2 separate regions of the Homo sapiens genome follow, and region 1 is linked to region 2. Evidence: chromatin loops called from intact Hi-C (ENCODE). Cell type or tissue: dorsolateral prefrontal cortex. All regions are shown on one strand. Links, peaks and the distances in the headings refer to the core of each region. The heading gives the core; the rest is flanking DNA. Region 1 overlaps ADD2 (adducin 2). Region 2 overlaps ADD2 (adducin 2).

Region 1 (8,334 bases), core at 122-8,121, 50 kb before region 2:
CTTAAATGTCTTTATTATTGAATTCAGTATAAAAATAAATACATTTTATGCTGCTCTAGAAAATACATAAATAACAAAATAGAAAAGTTATGGAAAAGGATTAATGAATATAGAAATAAAACTAATGAATCAGGAAGCAGAAAGAATAACAGGACCAATAAGTAAATCCAAGAATTGGCTTATGTGAGATGATCTATGAATAAACAAATATCTAGATTGGTCAATAAAGAGAAAGCAAAAATTTACATAGCACCAGGAATGAGAATGGGATGTTATCTCATCTACTTTAGCAGGAAATTTGAATGATAAAAATAATATTGTAAATGACTCATAATTTTGAAAAACTCCATAAAATGGTTTATTTTACACAAAATATATGACGAAAATTTAACCAAGAAGCAGCAAAATAAATTTTAAAACCCCAGATGAAACTGAGGACAAAAACATCAAAAATCCCTAAAAATATTCCAGATCTAGATGACATTCTAAGTGAATAATAAATCTCAAGGAACAGAGATTTCCTATCTTATTTAAACTATATCAGGGTAAAAAAGAGAGAGAAATCACCTTGATTCATGTTATGAAATTACAGTCATGGTATCAATACTAGGTAAAGACTGCCCAAAAAGTGAACTGCTAACCAATCTCATGTGTGAATATGAATGCAAAAATCTTTAATAAAATTCTGGAAAATCAAATCCAGAAGGGTATTTTTAAAAGAATGCATCAAGACCAAGAATGATTTATTTCAGTAATGAAAAAGGAGTTCAATACTCAGAAATCTGTTACTAAAACTCATCACCTCAATAGTTCAAGGGAAAAAAAAACCAATAAATGGCCAAAATGTATTTTATGACATTCAACATCCATTCCTGAGAAAAACTCATAGTGAACTAGAATAAAAAGATATTTCCTCAACACGATAAAAAATAATTGTCTCAAACTCTTGTGGTAAAACAACTTCCATTAAAGTCAGAAATAAGACAAGGATAATTAATCTATTATTAAACATTGTTCTGAAAGTTCTAACAGATGCAATGAGAAAACTGGAAAAATAAACCAATGGGTAAATGTTGAAATGAAGGAAGCAAAATGATCATGATTTGCAGATTATGTGATTTTTGTATATACAATACCCAAAAGAATTAACTGAGATGATATTAAAATTTAAATAAGAGTTCAATAAGGGGCTAGTGTATACACACATGCACACACACACTTATATGTATATATATATCTAACAATTTATCTTAAATGAGAACTATAACCAGAAAGAAAATAGAATGGATAAAGATTCACTTAAAATAACAAAGTTATTTAAAAATTTCAGAGTAAACTTCATAAGAAATTAGTAAGAACTACATGAAAATAATTACTAAACTTCTCTGATGGATATGAAAGAAGACTTAAATAAATAAAAGACATATCTCATTTCTGAAAAGATTTACAATTCACTCATGTAAATATCTTTAAGTACCTACTATGTGCCAGATACATTCTAAATCAAAGGATATAGCAGTGGACCAAACTTACAAATTTCCCCTACAGAGCTTACATTCTAATATAAAATTATAAATTTATAAATTCTTCACCAAATCAATTTATTCGTTTAATGTAATCCCAATCAAAATCCCAAAAGGAATTTTTAAGGTCAATGGGGGGACTTGATAAAATAATTCTAAAGTTTGATTTTTGTTTTTGCTTTTTTGAGATGGAATCTTGCTCTGTCACTCAGACTGGAGTGCAGTGGTGCAATCTCAGCTCACTGCAACCTCCACCTCTAGGGTTCAAACAATTCTCCCACCTCAGCCTCCCAAGTAGCTGGGATTACAGGCATGCAACACCATGCCTGGCTAATTTTTATATTTTTAGTAGAGACAGGGTGTCACCATGTTGGCCGGGCTGGTCTCAAACTCCTGACCTCAGGTGATCCACCTGCTTTGGCCTCCCAAAGTGCTGGGATTACAGGCATGAACCATTGTGCCTGGCCTAAAGTTATTGTAAAGAATAAACTTGTACAAACAGTTGAGGAAAATTGACAAATGCATAATTAAGGGTATTTGTTCCATCAGATGATGAAACATGGGAAAGGTATTTCTAAGCATGCAATCAAAAGCAGAACACACAAAGGAAAATTACAATGGTTTCCGCTACACAGAAACTAAAGAATTCTACAAGACAAAAAAAATGCCATGGACAAAACTAAAAGACAAAGGAGAAACTGGAAAAAAAAAAAGCAATATATTTGACAGATAATAGAGAAACAGCTTTACTTTATAAAAATGTAAAAATCTATAAGAAAATAATACACTAATAGGAAAATAGGCAAAGGATGTAAAAAGGCAATTTACTATAAAAAGAAAGTCAGGGGCGGGCACGGTGGCTCACGTCTGTAATGCTAACACTTTGGGAGACCGGGGTGGGTGGATCACTTGAACCCAGAAGTGCCAAACCAGCCTGGGCAACATGGTGAAACCCTGTCTCCACAAAAAATACAAAAATTAGCCAGGCATGTGGTGCGTGCCCGTGGTCCCAGCTACTTGGCAGGCTGAAGTGGGAGGATTGCTTGAGCCTGGAAGGTTGCAGTGGGCTGAGATTGCACCACTACACTCTAGCCTGGGCAACAGAGTGAGATTCTGCGTGAAAGAAAGGAAAGAAAAGAAAAAGGAAAGGAAGAAGAAAAGAAAAGAAAGAAAAGAAAAAGGAAAGGAAAGGAAGAAGAAAAGAAAACGAAAGAAAGAGAAAGAGAGAAAGAGAAAGAGAGAGAGAAAGGAAGAAAATCATGTCCAATATGTATGTGAAAATACATTAATATATCCAACCTCATCAGTAGTCAAACAAATGCACATTAAAACACAAATAAAGTATTATTTGTCACCTACTGAATCAGGAGGATGAAACAAATGGTAGTATACACTATGGACCAGGGTAGAGGAAATGGGCACTCTACCGCATTACTGTTGGGAACGTAAATTGGATCCATTTGGAGAAAGGATGTAATCTGCCATTCTGCATTAAAGTCTTTAAAACATGCATGCATGTACTTCAATTCAGCAATTCTACTAGTAATTTATCTTAAGAAAATAATCACGGATATAATCTCAGGTTTATTTACAAGGATGTTTATTGCATTGTTCCTAACAGAAAAAGTTGGAAATAACCTAAAAGTCCAACAATGGGAAATTTATTAAATAGCATGTATCCACCAAAAATTATATTATAGAACCATATTTTATGTGATTACATTTGTGTTTGCATAATCTATATATGTTAAGAAAAAAAGGACTGGAAGGATATATGTTCACCAAAATATTAAGAATAGTAATATGAGGGCTTTAAGAACACAGTAGAATGATTTCTGCTTCCCTTTCTTGGTTATTTTCACAGTTTTCAGCCATAATCCTGTAATAATCTTATTGAGGGGGAGTTATTTTTTGATGCTTGTGTTTTAAACGTTATGGGCAGAGCATAACAGCCCAGGAGGGTGGCTTCCTGCATAGCCCTGGCTGGCTCCTCTCAGCCCTCATCTGTGGAGTCAGGTTGGCCTGTCTAGTGGGGCATGGAAACACAGGCTTCAGTGGTCTCTTCCCGTCCACTGAAGTCACCTCCACCCTCTTATTCCTGGCATTGGGGTAATTTTTCTGTGGACGTTTAATTTGCAGCAACATCAGAAGCAGAGCCAGGTACCTCTCTGGCTGCTGCTGAGCTCCCCAAGGCCTGATAACACAATGGGCTGCTTACTCCATAGCCTGGCAACCAGATGCTTCTTGCTGCTCCTCCCTCTCTTCCCCACCCCACCCTCCCCTCCACCTCTGCTCCTGGCAGCTCCCCAGACACCACATACTCATGGAAGATGTCGGGAAGACTGCGTGGGAGGTGCTGGCCATGAAGTCCGCGATCTGTCGCAGGGCCCAGATGTTGGAGGAGTTGTTCCCCTTCTTCATCTGCTCCTGGATGAGGCCTTCCAGCTCCTCCCTGAAAGACTGAAGCAGGCCCCGAGGTGCTTGTCCCCCCACAGCCTCTCACACAGCTGCCCAACAATGAGCTCTTCCAAGTGCCCACCCCTTGCCCCTGGGTCAGCTAGGTCAGGGCCATGCTCAGGGTCCCCAGCTACAGGGGACACTGAGCAGTTCCACTAGGACCTCAGGAATTGCTGTATGGGAAGCAACAAAGAAATGCTGGGAATGGATCTTGTGTTCCCTTGCCCTGTGGGCAGTAATCCAGATTCCAGGTCCTTTCTGTGTCTAAATGAGGGCCAAGACCCCTCCCCACCATCAGACATGGTAGGACTTCACTTTAGTAATGAAGGACATTTTTTTAGGCAGAACTGAATGGAGAGAGCCACCATCCCTCTCCATTAGCGATGCCTGTGATTCTTTCGGGCTTCAGTTTCCTCATGTGCTTAATGAAAGGGTAGGAGGAAGAACAGGAAGATTTGATGACCTCTGAGGTCACTTCCACTCCTGATGTCCAACTCTAAGCCTGGCTTTTCAGACCATGAAGCCATAAGCAAGGAATCCTGCCCACCAGGTGGCAGGAGAAAACACTCAGGAGGAAATGGGGGGCCACTTAGGTGTGTTGGCCAACCTGTAAAAGGGAAGAAGGAAGCAGGCCCTCCTCCAACCCCTATTTACTGCCTGAGCCCTGAAATCTGGGCTGGTGCTAACTCTGCCGCCTCTCCTAACCCCCTTGCCACCCCTCCTAGTCACACTCTGGGGGTTTTCCCAGAGGCTCTTCACCCCAATGCTTTCAGCATCTGCCATATTCCTCCCAGCTCCCCAACACAATATCTGGGCACAGATATTGGACCTCGGCCCATTCCCTGGAGCTGCTCTGTGTGGCCTGAGTATGCACCATGGCTCCCAGCCAGGGTCTCACACAGCCCCTGCACAGGCCCTGGCTCTCTGGAGCCCAGAAGGCCAAGGCAGAGCGGCTCCCATCTCGAGCCCATCCTGGCAAGCAATTGGAGATGCCAACTCTGTCCCTGGGCTTCCCGATCCTTAGGATCATGGGCTGATTCCTGAGGCCCCCCAAGCTCTTCCTCAGTCAGACCCCTCTTGCCTCCACCACAGTGATCTCCCTCTGCCTTCAGTGGTCCACAGGGCCCACCCTTCGGCCTTCTCAAGGCACTACCTGCCTCAAGGAGGAGCTGTGTCCATGCCAGGCAGGAACCAACTGGCCCCAAGTAAGGAGGGATGTGAGTGATCCCGACTTGCCTTCCCTTCCCACACCCCATCCCACAGCCCGGCTGAGCCCTCCACTCTGCCCACCTCCTGGGGCTTCCAGGCTCTCCTCAGCCCCATCCCATTCATGTCAAAGCTTCATTTGTCCCGACAGAAAGTTCTTACTTTGTGGTGTTCAGTAAAGGGAGCCCCAAGCCCTCCTCCTGGCACCCTGCTGGTCTCTAGTTTACATGGATTTGTCCGTTCACTGTCATAGCTTTTGGTGAGGAGGGAAGACTGGGAACTGAGGCTCCGAAGGGGCACAGGAAACTGAGGGGGACTCCTGTCTCCGTCCCACCTCCCCCCGCACCAAGCCAAACTGCCACACACAAGCCAGGTTCTGCCATCCACCAGTTACAAGGGAGAGTGTCAAGGCCCCAGGTGACCAGATCCGTCTTGCTCAGTGGGCTTACATTTCTACTGACCCTGAGCAAGGGAAAGAGGAGTTACTCATCTTTCGGGTGGGTACACGTCCTGAAGAGCCAGCGCCCCCTGCGCCCTCTCCCGCCCGGGTCAGCCCCACTCACGGGACTCTGCAGGATCATGGTGACGCGCTTCTTCTGCTCCATCAGGTTGAAGTCCTGCCGCAGGTCCGCCGCCCGGTTGCGAAGGCGCATGTACTCGGGGTCGTCCTCTGAGAAGCGGTCAAAGTAAGGCTGCCCCTGCGGGGGCGGCGGCGAGGCAGCCTCGGGGACCGTCTCTTCGCTCATTTTCCCGGTGGGTTTGCAATTCGCTCCTGGAACTCTACAGAGAAGGGGAGAGGGTATGCGGTCAGGTTGGTGCTCCCCATCGGGGTACACGTTTCTCAGAGCACAGGGCTAGGTTCAGTTGGATTCTCAGTGGGGTACGGCTGTTCCTAGGATGGTAGAGGCAGAGCCTGGGGAGGAGGGCAGGACGCCAGCAGCGGCCCCATATACCCATCTATAGGGGCGCTGCTGTGCCATGAGACTAAGTAAAAACATGGGTTCAGGTGTCCACTCCCTTCCCCAACTAGCCAGCCCTTAAATGGTCACACTTGGCTTGGAGTAGAGAGTTCCCCGAATGGAAACATGACCTGCAGACCTTGTTGAGCATTTCTGTGATGCACACCTATGCAGTGGTAAGCTACTTACTGGAAATCAGTACTTCATCTAAAATGGAAACCCTCTAATAAGGCCCCTCAAAAATTATGGTGGAAATAGCTAATGCATGCTGGGCTTAACACCTAGGTAATGGGTTGATAGGCGCAGCAAACCACCATGGCACACATTTACCTATGTAACAAACCTGCACATCCTGCACACGTATCACAGAACTAAAAAGAAAAAAAAATTATGGTGGGAAATTCACAAAAGAATACTACTATTAAACAGGGCCTACTAAGACTACTACTAAAAGAGCACAGGAACTACTGAAACGTGGGAAGCGCTTTGCCCAATGCTTTTCTTTACAACTTAAACTTCGCTCTGGCCCCTGGAAAGGAATTTATTGGTGAATCTGTTTTTCTGAAACTTGTTTTAATGCAGAATCAGATTCTTATTCCAAGTTTAAAAAGAGGTGTGCAACTTTATTAATGGAAAATTATTTTCTCTCCAATCCCATTCAACTCATGTTGAGAAACAACAACTAAATATGGTTTGCAGGGTGCCATGCTGCCCGGCTGCCAGAGCCCCACGTGCTGCGTGTAAACCTGCTCCCTGGAGCAAGGACCACGACAGCCTCTGGAAAGTCAAGCTGGGGGAAACCTGTGGATTTTTTCTAATCAAGAATACTTTTTAAAATGTGTGAATGATGAATGAAGAAATGTTTTCTGTTGCTATCTTGGAGCCCTTCTGAAGAGTAAGCCTGCAGTTCCGGGCTTCACTTCCCGGCAGTGGGAATTTGCGAAGCCCGTCTCCTTTCCTGTGTCGGCACTGCAAGGCCTTCAAATCGGTGCTCTGCCCCTTCAACACCCAGGGTGGCCTTACAGAGCGTTGGCCTTCTCCCTGCTGGCTGATTCTCTTCTCAGCAGAAGGCAGCATGTACTTTGGCTGAACAATAATTAGCTTTTTAACATATATGTGAAGATACAAATAAAAGAGCATTACAAGGGACCAGGACACCTGGGTTCTCATCCATAACCTGCCACTCCCTTGCTTTACCTCCATGGGCTCCCATTCCATGAGGAGATGGAATGCTCTCTTGTTCTTTGGGAGAAGACTCCTGGCCTCCCAGGTCCTGATCTGCCCTTTGCCTGTGGCTGGCCAGTCCTGGCTCCCTCCGGCCTTGCTCCAGCAGTCCTGTTGGCCCCAGCCTACCCTTGATTCTGGTCAGAAGCTCATTACAAAGGAGGCTTTGCTGATGTCCAGTAGAGCATATTCTTGTTGTCCCTGAGCTGCCTGTAACCTCTTCTTCCACATTCTACCAGAACTCCACACACTACCTTTGCAGTCTCTCTGGGTGGGGTGAGGGGAGAATGATGCCATAGATAAGCTTGGAGGACAGTGGAAGGCCATCCCATCAGCCCAGAATACACAGATGGTTTCCTGTTGTTCTTGTTTGCATTCTTCCTCTAGGGGAAAGGCAAACAGTTCGTTCAAGGGAAGGCGCATGGACAGAGTTCCTCAAGGGTCAGCTGATGGCCTGAGCCCTCAGCCTAGAGCAGTGGTTCTCAACCTTGGGTGCACAATAGCATCACCTGGGAACTTTAAAAAGTACTGATGCCAGATATTCTAATATAATTAGTCTGAGGTATGACCTGGACATCAGGATTTTTCAAAAGCTCCCTAATCCCTAGTGAGCAGCCTCGGTTGAAATATCCATAGTTTAGATGTTAATGGTTGCAACATGTAATGGAAGGCATCCATTCCAGGTGTTGGCCATTTCTAGCAAGTCTGACATAAGATGGCACAAAACCTCACATAATCTGACTCTCACATCACAGGCCAAGTCCCATAGCTGTCTAGGCCCCTCCCCTCGTTCAAACCACCATCTGCTATCATACACTTGGCCTGGGACATGTTACATTAAGTTTGGCCTAAAGCTGCCTCCTTACATATTTTAAGTGTGGCCTAAGGGCTTTTCCACGTATAATAAACTGTAACCCAACTTGATGTGTAATAGACTGTAACCTACTCTTGTGACAAGTAGCTGA
Region 2 (8,334 bases), core at 302-8,301:
CAAATGTTGAAACATAAAAGTCTCTCAAAATTCATGTCCCCAAAGTGTCTCCCAACAATTCATATCCACCTGAAACCTGTGAATTTGTCCTTATTTAGAAACAGGATCTCTGCAGATGCAATCAAGTGAAGATGAAGTCATAGTGGATTAGGGTAGGTCCTAAATCCAATGGTCAGCATCCTTATAAGGAATGGGAAGATTTAGTCATCAAAGTCATAGAGAAGACACACACACACAGAGGAAAGACCATGTGATGACAGAGGTAGAGACTGGATTGATGTAGCTGCAAGCCAAGGAATGCCAAGAATTACTGCCACCCTCCAAAGGTAGGAAGAAACAGGGAAGGAGTACCCTAGAGCCTTCAGAGGGAGCACGGCCTTGTCAGCAGTTTGATTTCAGACCTCTAGCCTTCAGAATTGAGAGAGAATACATTTCAGTTATGTCAAGCCATCTCCATTTAAGGAGATCTCCATTTAAGCCATCTCCATGTAAAGGCAGCCCTGGGAAATTAATATACTCTGTAGCATTATAACCATGTCTAAATTACTATAATTTTTTCCTGTGTCCAGGAATGAGAATTAAGGGCCAACACTGAGACCTGGCCATGTAGAGAAACTGCCTCCCCACACCCTAGCTCCTCTACCATATTTTACATTCTTATAAAAAATTGATATGCTTCCTGTCACGTTTCCTTGAAATCAAATAGCATCTTGAAAACTCTGACTTTAAAAATGGGAGACGCTGACATTTGAATATAAATGCCCTAAAGAAAAACTTTTCAGGAGCCTTGAATTTGCCATTAATTAATCTGCCTCACCTTGGATCAGTGCCTTATCTTTTCTCAGCTTCATGTGTCTGATTTCTATAATGAAGAGGTTGGACTGGAAGATCTGTTTGATCCCTTCCACTTTGACACTCTGGAATTCCAGAGGGAATGTTTCAGTATATAACAGTTGACGCTTGTTACTCAGAAACCTAAAGATGGGCAGGGCTGGTTGGGATGAGGTCGGAGCAGCAGGCCCTTACTAATGCTTAGGGTACCTTGTTAGCTTTTCTGAGTCCACTTATATAGAAAAATCTTACTTCCTAGGATGTCTCTTTGAACTAAACTAGAAAAAGGAATACAGTGTTACGTTTGGTGTTATGTTTGCCTTAGCATATTAAAAGTCCTAAGAGAGAGATTCTTTTGGAGGGTTGTGATAGAAACTACTAGGACAAAAATGAATGTATCTCCCTTTCCCATTCTTAAAAGAAACTTACACTCCTAAAACTAGGTTAATTATTCACATTACAAAAGATGTCTTTACTTTATTAAAAAGCTTACTAAAGATTTCCTTTACAATAAACGGCATAAGAAAGTAGTTGCTTAACTGCTCTTCTCCAATCGAAACAACTCGATTCTTTTAGACTTTGGTCATATGAGCTTGTTTCCATCTACTTGACTATTTAGGTTGTTTTATCCAGAGCACCAATCATTTATCATCATACACTGTAACTGTGATAACCAGCACAGAGAACAATATTCTCAAAATCAATCAAGATAAAGGAAACTTAAGAAAAGGAACACATCTTGGAGCTTGAAGTCATTCTCTCAAGATATCTCCCCAGTTCCAGAAAATGCAAGGATATGATGGGAAATACAAGAGTCGCCGCTTTTCACAAGGGCACACAAGACACAATGTTTCAGCAAAGCACATCAAGACATTGTAATTATCAAACATAAACATTTTTAGTGCCTTAAATGCATATAGCCTTTGTCAAAAATGGTTTCAAGCCAAAGACACTACAAATTCTGTAACACACACGCGCTTTGGACATTTGCCAATGGACATTTGCAATGTCATTGGTGCCTAACAAGGACACAGAAACCCTAATTCTCTAAGCATATCAATGGCATTATTGAGTATTATATTCATAACAAGGGAGAAAAATAAACCAAGAGAATAAATTGGGTTTTTTTAGGTCATTAACTGCAGGTCTATGTAGGGTTACCTAGTTATAAGTTATAAAGTTTATTCATGTATTCCATCTGCAAATAATTATTTATTGCCTTTTATGTGTCCACTTTTCTTATCCAAGAAATGAGAATAATAATACCACCTACCTCACAGGGTTATTGTGATGATTAGACTTTAAATACTTATAAATATAAATATATGTCATTAACACAGCCTGACATGCAGGAAGTACTGAATAAATATCAGCTACTACTATTATAATGGAGCCAAGTAGAAAGATTTGGGATATGTTTTGGAGGACTGAGCCAGCAGAATTTGCTGATAGACTGGATGAAAAAGTGAAGGAAAGAGAAACCAAGGACAACTCCAAAATCTTTGGCTTGTGCAACTGGGATGATGACACAAGGAAAATGCAGAGAGAAATGGGTTTGAGTAAAGAAATCAAGAGCTCTAAGAGGGTCATTTAGGGTTGGTCTGAGACGCCTGTAAGACATGCATGTAGAAATGTCAGGGAAGCAGTTGGATATACAGGTTTTCAGCCTCACTACCCAAAGTAAGATCCGGAGACCAGCAACATCAGCATCGCTGGGAGCTTATTGGAAATGCAAACTCTCAGGCCCCACTCCAGACAAATGAGACTGGAATCTACATTTTAACAGGATCCCCAGGTGATCAGTGTGTACAGTAAAGTTCCAGAAGCAATGAAGTAGAGTTCTGGGGAGATAGGAACTTTGGATTCATCAGCACAAAAATGAAGTCTAAAGCCAAGGCCCAAAAGAGTTCACCAGAAAGAGTGTATAAGGAAGACAAAGTGGTGCAGGGCAAAGCTCTCTCACACTTAGAGGTCTGGTGGAGGAAAAGGAACTGCACAGAAGAAAAGGAGGAACAGCAAGTGAGGTAAGGGAAAACCAGAAAAGGGCAGTATTCCAGGCCAGATAATCCAAATGTTTCAAGAAGTGGTCAACAGTGTTGAGTGCTGCTGACAGGTCAAGTAAGATAAGAACAGAGAAGAGGCCATTAGATTTGGCAATATGGAGGTCATCTTCAATGATCTTGACAAGAATAGCCTCAGTGCCATAAAAGAGGACAAGTATAAACAGTGGGGAACAGGAAGAGATACAGAGCAAAGGCAACTCTTTCAAGGAGAACATAAAGGGAGAAATGGGAGGAGGGGGGAAGGAAGAAAGAGGTTGATGATGCAGAAAAGAGAAAAGCCAATTGCCATGGTGGTGTTTTTGAGATGGTGAGAGGGAAAAGGTCCCAGAGCCCAGAAGAAAAGATGGCCTCTGATAGAAGCAGGGGCCACTCAACCCAGAGCAGCATGTCAGGGATGTGTGTCAGGGGTTGGGGGGTGGGAAGACAGGAGAGCTCCGGGATCACTGTTTCTGTTTCTCAATGAAGCTGGAGGCACCCAGAAAGGTGGGTGGGGTGGAGAGGAAAGGAAATTTGGAGAAAAGAGGAGTGAATTCGTCATTCTGGAAAGTGATAAAGTAAATGCCTTAGAACTGCCAGGTAGCACAGGATGCTTTTTTGAGATTTTCAGCCATGCATCTGAAAAAGCCTACGCTCTCCCATAACATGCTTCATTCCTCCAAAATGTCCTCATGTTCTAATGCATAGAGGCATAAATCACAAGAAAGTGCATCTTCTCCATCAATTCTCATTATTCCTGTAAGCATTTTATTACATTAAAGGTCACCGTCAGCAGAACAAGGCTAGACAAGGGCGTCATCACAGAGCCACAGCAAGATGATGATACAAAAAGACAGAAGCCTTCTATCCCCTCCATGAGATTTATGGCTGAGGGGTGAGGCAGGAATTAATGACATGAAAACACAAGATGCCTCAAGGGAGGGAGTTCCTACAATTCACAAGAACTGCTAGGAGATCCCTCCTGAGACAAGTGCTTTGGTAAACAACACCAAGTACTGTTAATTGCCTTTAACTGAGTTTTGAACAAGCCCAAAGTCAATAATGCCTCCTTGGTTACCTTCCTTCCTGCTTGGAAACCAATCGAATTGAACAATCACATAATTCTTCGCAGCACTTCCAAATTCAGCTACATAAAGCCCACTTCTGTGATCCACAAACGAAGAAGCTAAAATGTGGCTCTCCCACAGGACACTATTGCCCCACAGCACTCTCTTCCACATCCCAGGTACTCAGGGCCTGGGTGCACATCTCCTCCAGCCCTATAGTCACCTCTATCTATTTCCACTCCTTCAAAACCCCATCACCTTGGAAGCACAGTCTTCCAACTTGACTTCCTGTCACTCCTCCTTGTTACTCTCCTCTACTGCCCAGCCACTCCTCTCATTCTCCGAGGACTCCAGCTCCTGGCTAACCATCTTCCCCTCCACCACTCTCCTTACTCATTCCTGCCGACGTTGACATCTACATGGTGATCCACCCGACACCCACCATCACATCTTCGTGGCCTCCAATGCCACTTATCTCTCCTTCCACCCCAGCCTCAGTCACCCTCTCCCGTGGTCATACCCTAGATCTTGCTGCTACCAAGATCACCACTTTCAATGTGTGGATGTCAACATCCTACTCTGACCATCCCCTTCCAGCCCAGCTCTGGCACCCCACCTCCTAGCAATTCTCCAACATCTCTGATACCTGCTAATCACCTTTTAATTATCTATCTCCAACTCTACTTTTCCCATCTCTTCTCATGTAGCTTAAATTATCCAACTGGATAACCATTCCCTTGCAAAACACCTCTAACTCCTCTGCCCTCTCACCCACCACTGTTTCTACCTCACAGAGTCCCACCCTTAGTTAAACCCTATGTGACCTTGCCCCTGCCTGCATCTGGGCCATTGACCCTTGCACAAAACTCTGTGGACTGGACTCACTTCAAATTACCCTCTACACCTTTCAGATGATTTCTTAACATTGCCAAGCAACCTGCCCTTCTCTCGAAGTACAGACTCTTCAACAGGATCATTTCCCACCTTCTCATCTCAAATCTCCCTGACTCCCTCTTCGCTCCACTCTCGGCCAATGATGTGGCCTCAAATAGCATAATGAAAATGCCTGCAATCAGCCAGCACTAGCTTATCCTCTGATCCGTCTCACGAACCCACCTGCAACAGCTCACTGCTGCCTCCCAAAAGAGCCTTCCCTGACCACTCTGGCTAAAGCAGCCTCCTCCCTCAGGTTAAAATGAGTTTATCTTCTGCATAATGGGTATCAATGCTTGAACCTGTTTGTTTTTATGCTTAGTGTCTGTCTCTCCTCACTAGAGTGTAAACTCTTGGCTCGTGGCATCCCCAGCACTGCACAGTAACCACACATAGAAGGTGTTCAGTAAACACTTGTTGACTGACTGATGAGCTGGGTTGAACGATACACTTACCTACCATTGTGACCAATTACTCATCATCTAGTACACCTCCAGCAAATGTAAATGCACATTTTCTTAAATATTTTTTATTTAGCCCTCCCTCCCTCTCCTCATAAAAATGAACAGTGGGGCTGCTATCCAGGTCAAATTTATCTATTTTAAAAAATGTTTACGGCCGGGCACGGTGGCTCACGCCTGTAATCCCAGCACTTTGGGAGGCCGAGGTGGGCAGATCATGAGGTCAGGAGTTCGAGACCAGCCTGGCCAACATGGTGAAACCCTGTCTCTACTAAAAATACAAAAATCAGCTAGGCATGGTGGCACATGCCTGTAACCCCAGGTACTTGGGAGGCTGAGGCAGGAGAATCGCTTGAACCCGGGAGGCAGAGGTTGCAGTGAGCCGAGATCACGCCATTGCACTCCAGCCTGGGCAACAAAAGTGAAACTTCATCTCAGCAAAAAAAAGAAAAAAAAAAAAAAAAGAGAAAGAAAGAAAAATAAAAGAGGCTGAACACAAGCACAAATTGCAGGTCTCTATACAGAGCAGCAGATCCTGCCTACCCCCTTTCCTCCCCCAACATACAGCGGTCCCCAGTCAGGCACTCAGTTGAGTTAACTCTTTATCTCAAAATAGCATGCAGACACAGTTCTTTTTGGATTTATTAGCTTCAATCACTAGATGGGTGTTCTTAGAGAAACTGCACACACTGCAGGAGAGAACTAGAGCCCTACTATGGTGGTGTTGGTGCCCGCAGATTAAAGCCTATCTCTGTGGGTCACTTACGGAGCCCCAGATAACAATTCATGTGAATTTCACCCTGGATTGAGACATTGGAGTCCTAAGAAAGATGAAATCCTAGCATGCTACTTATTGTGCAGTAAGCAATATCAACTCAGTCAGATACTGAACACTGTTAGGAGTTTTCATTTGTTTTAATTACCTTATAGACAAATCATAGAAACCAACGATGGCTAGGAAATAGAGTATTTTATCAACTTTGATAGTACAAAAGTAAATGTACAGCTAGAGAAGGAGGGAGCAGGCAAGGAGACGTGGTGGTAATAGCCTTATCTATGGCATAGAGTCAGGTGACACGATCAACAGTGGATGGAATGGGAAATCTGGTTGTAGTGAATCTATTGTCTGGAGTTGTGGGGATGGCCAGAAGAGAGGTGAAGAGATGGAGTTGTAGTGCAAGTAAGCTTCAACCTTGAGGGTTTTTTGTTTGTTTTTCCTTTTGAAACAGAGTTTAGCTCTTGTTGCCCAGGCTGGAGTGCAATGGTGTGATCTCGGCTCACTGCAAACTCTGCCTCCCAGGTTCACGCGATTCTCCTGCCTCAGCCTCCCAAGCAGCTGGGATTACAGGCATGCCCCACCACACCTGGCTAATTTTGTACTTTCAGTAGAGACAGGGTTTCACCAAGTTGGTCAGGCTGATCTTGAACTCCTGACCTCAAGTGATCCATCTGCCTCGGCCTCCCAAAGTGCTGGGATTACAGGGATAAGCCACCGTGCCCGGCTGGTTCAACCTTAATTTTTATGGCAGAAAGTCACTAGACAATGATCACAGTTGATACATTCAGAAACAGCAGTACATGCATATTATTTTGGGATACAGAGGTATCTACAGCAGAACAAAAAAACACAGCTAAAATTGGTTTGCCTGTGGATAAGGGATTTGTGGGGGGGGGGGATTTGTACAGGGATTGTTGCCTTTTATTAGAAGCCCTTCAGTCCTATTTGATTCATTAAGTATGAACAAGTGTTGCCTTAAAAACTAAAAGTTTGGGGACAGGAGACGAATAAAGAAAAATAATGATATATTTTATGAAATAAGAGAGAGGAAGTCTCACACACAGTATGGTGGGAATGAGTGTGGAATGGTTAAGCTGGATACTGCATAACTATGGTAACAGACGTAGCTAATTTAAGACACAAATGAGGGTGTTGGAAAGATTTAAGAGAAATATGGTGTTAAGAGGGAAGGAGAATAAATTCTAAAAAAAGGGATGCTGAGATAATCAGTATGGATGCTCTGCCATCTGACATGAGGAAAGCAGGAAAGAATCAAACCCGCCCTCACTTTTCCTGTCCTGTCTTTTCACGGTAGATTTTTGAAAGTAAACCCCTAGATATTCTTATGGAGACTCCATGCCGAGTAAAGAAAGCAAACATGATAAAATTCATACTCAATAAAATAACACAAGCAGAAAATCACATCCATTGTTAAATGAAATTGTTTCATAAAGCCTCCATGCATTTCAAAGTTTAATAACTTCATTTGTTCTTTGAGAAAAACAATTTAAAAATAACATTCAAATGCCCTTGTATTGATTTTCCCTTCAATAAAATGATTCACAATCAAGCACAAACATTTAACGACCCTTTCAAAATTCCACAGAAAATTACCGAAGGAACGTAAAAATAGGAACAAATCTCCATCACTTCTGGTTACCAGGGAGGCTGCCATTCACGCGGCAGGAACTGTGAGGGATCGACATCTTTATAACATCGGTTCTTCCCATCTGGGAACATGACATTCTGTTTCTTGAGTAAATATTGGTAATGCATATTTTCAGTGGAAATAGTCCATTTCATCAAGATTTTCACAGATGATGGGATACAATAATGCACAATGTTCTTGAGATTTTACATCTTTTCTCCATGCTGCTCCATATGTCATTTCTAGCTTTGTGAATTTTTTTGCCTTTGTATCTTAATTAGGCTTTCTGGAAGTTTGCCTATTTTATTGGCTTTCTAAAAGAACTAACTGGCTGGATAAAAGGTGGGGAGAGGGCATATAAGGAGGTGGAAAGAGTTGTTTTGGAAGGGTTGGGAGGGTGGGAAAGCATGTTCAGAAAAATGGAGTAGTTCAGCCTACCTAGAGGGTAGAGCGTAAAGGAAAAAGAGGAAAAGCAGTTGAGGCAGGTAAGGAGCTTGGGCTTTATCCGGAGGGTAGAGAAATGATGAGATTAGATTTTTGTTTTAAAAAGATCAACTATGCAACATAGTGAGACCTC

Evidence for each region. A loop is a pair of places that touch in the nucleus more often than their neighbours do. Peaks named below come from ENCODE experiments on the same cell type or tissue, not always from the same donor. Only the 100,000 strongest peaks of a DNase experiment are listed, where the experiment ranks them.
Region 1: it touches region 2 in a loop (1.9-fold over the local background); 2 of 110 quality-filtered maps call a loop at or near these places.

What each region holds. Positions count from the first base shown.
Region 1 is chr2:70,700,477-70,708,810 of GRCh38, forward strand. It overlaps ADD2 (adducin 2), which reads right to left. Exons shown (of 16, transcript NM_001617.4): 3 at 5,750-5,966; 4 at 3,845-3,983. The coding sequence starts at 5,932. Among named protein-coding and RNA genes, the nearest start is that of ADD2, 64 kb to the right of the region's middle. In dorsolateral prefrontal cortex, for the core only: no CTCF peak of the experiment used is centred there; a DNase peak (open chromatin) is centred at 3,875; H3K27ac peaks cover 992 bases.
Region 2 is chr2:70,750,293-70,758,626 of GRCh38, forward strand. All of the region lies in intron 1 of ADD2 (adducin 2), which reads right to left. Among named protein-coding and RNA genes, the nearest start is that of ADD2, 14 kb to the right of the region's middle. In dorsolateral prefrontal cortex, for the core only: no CTCF peak of the experiment used is centred there; no DNase peak of the experiment used is centred there; H3K4me3 peaks cover 587 bases; H3K27ac peaks cover 2,274 bases.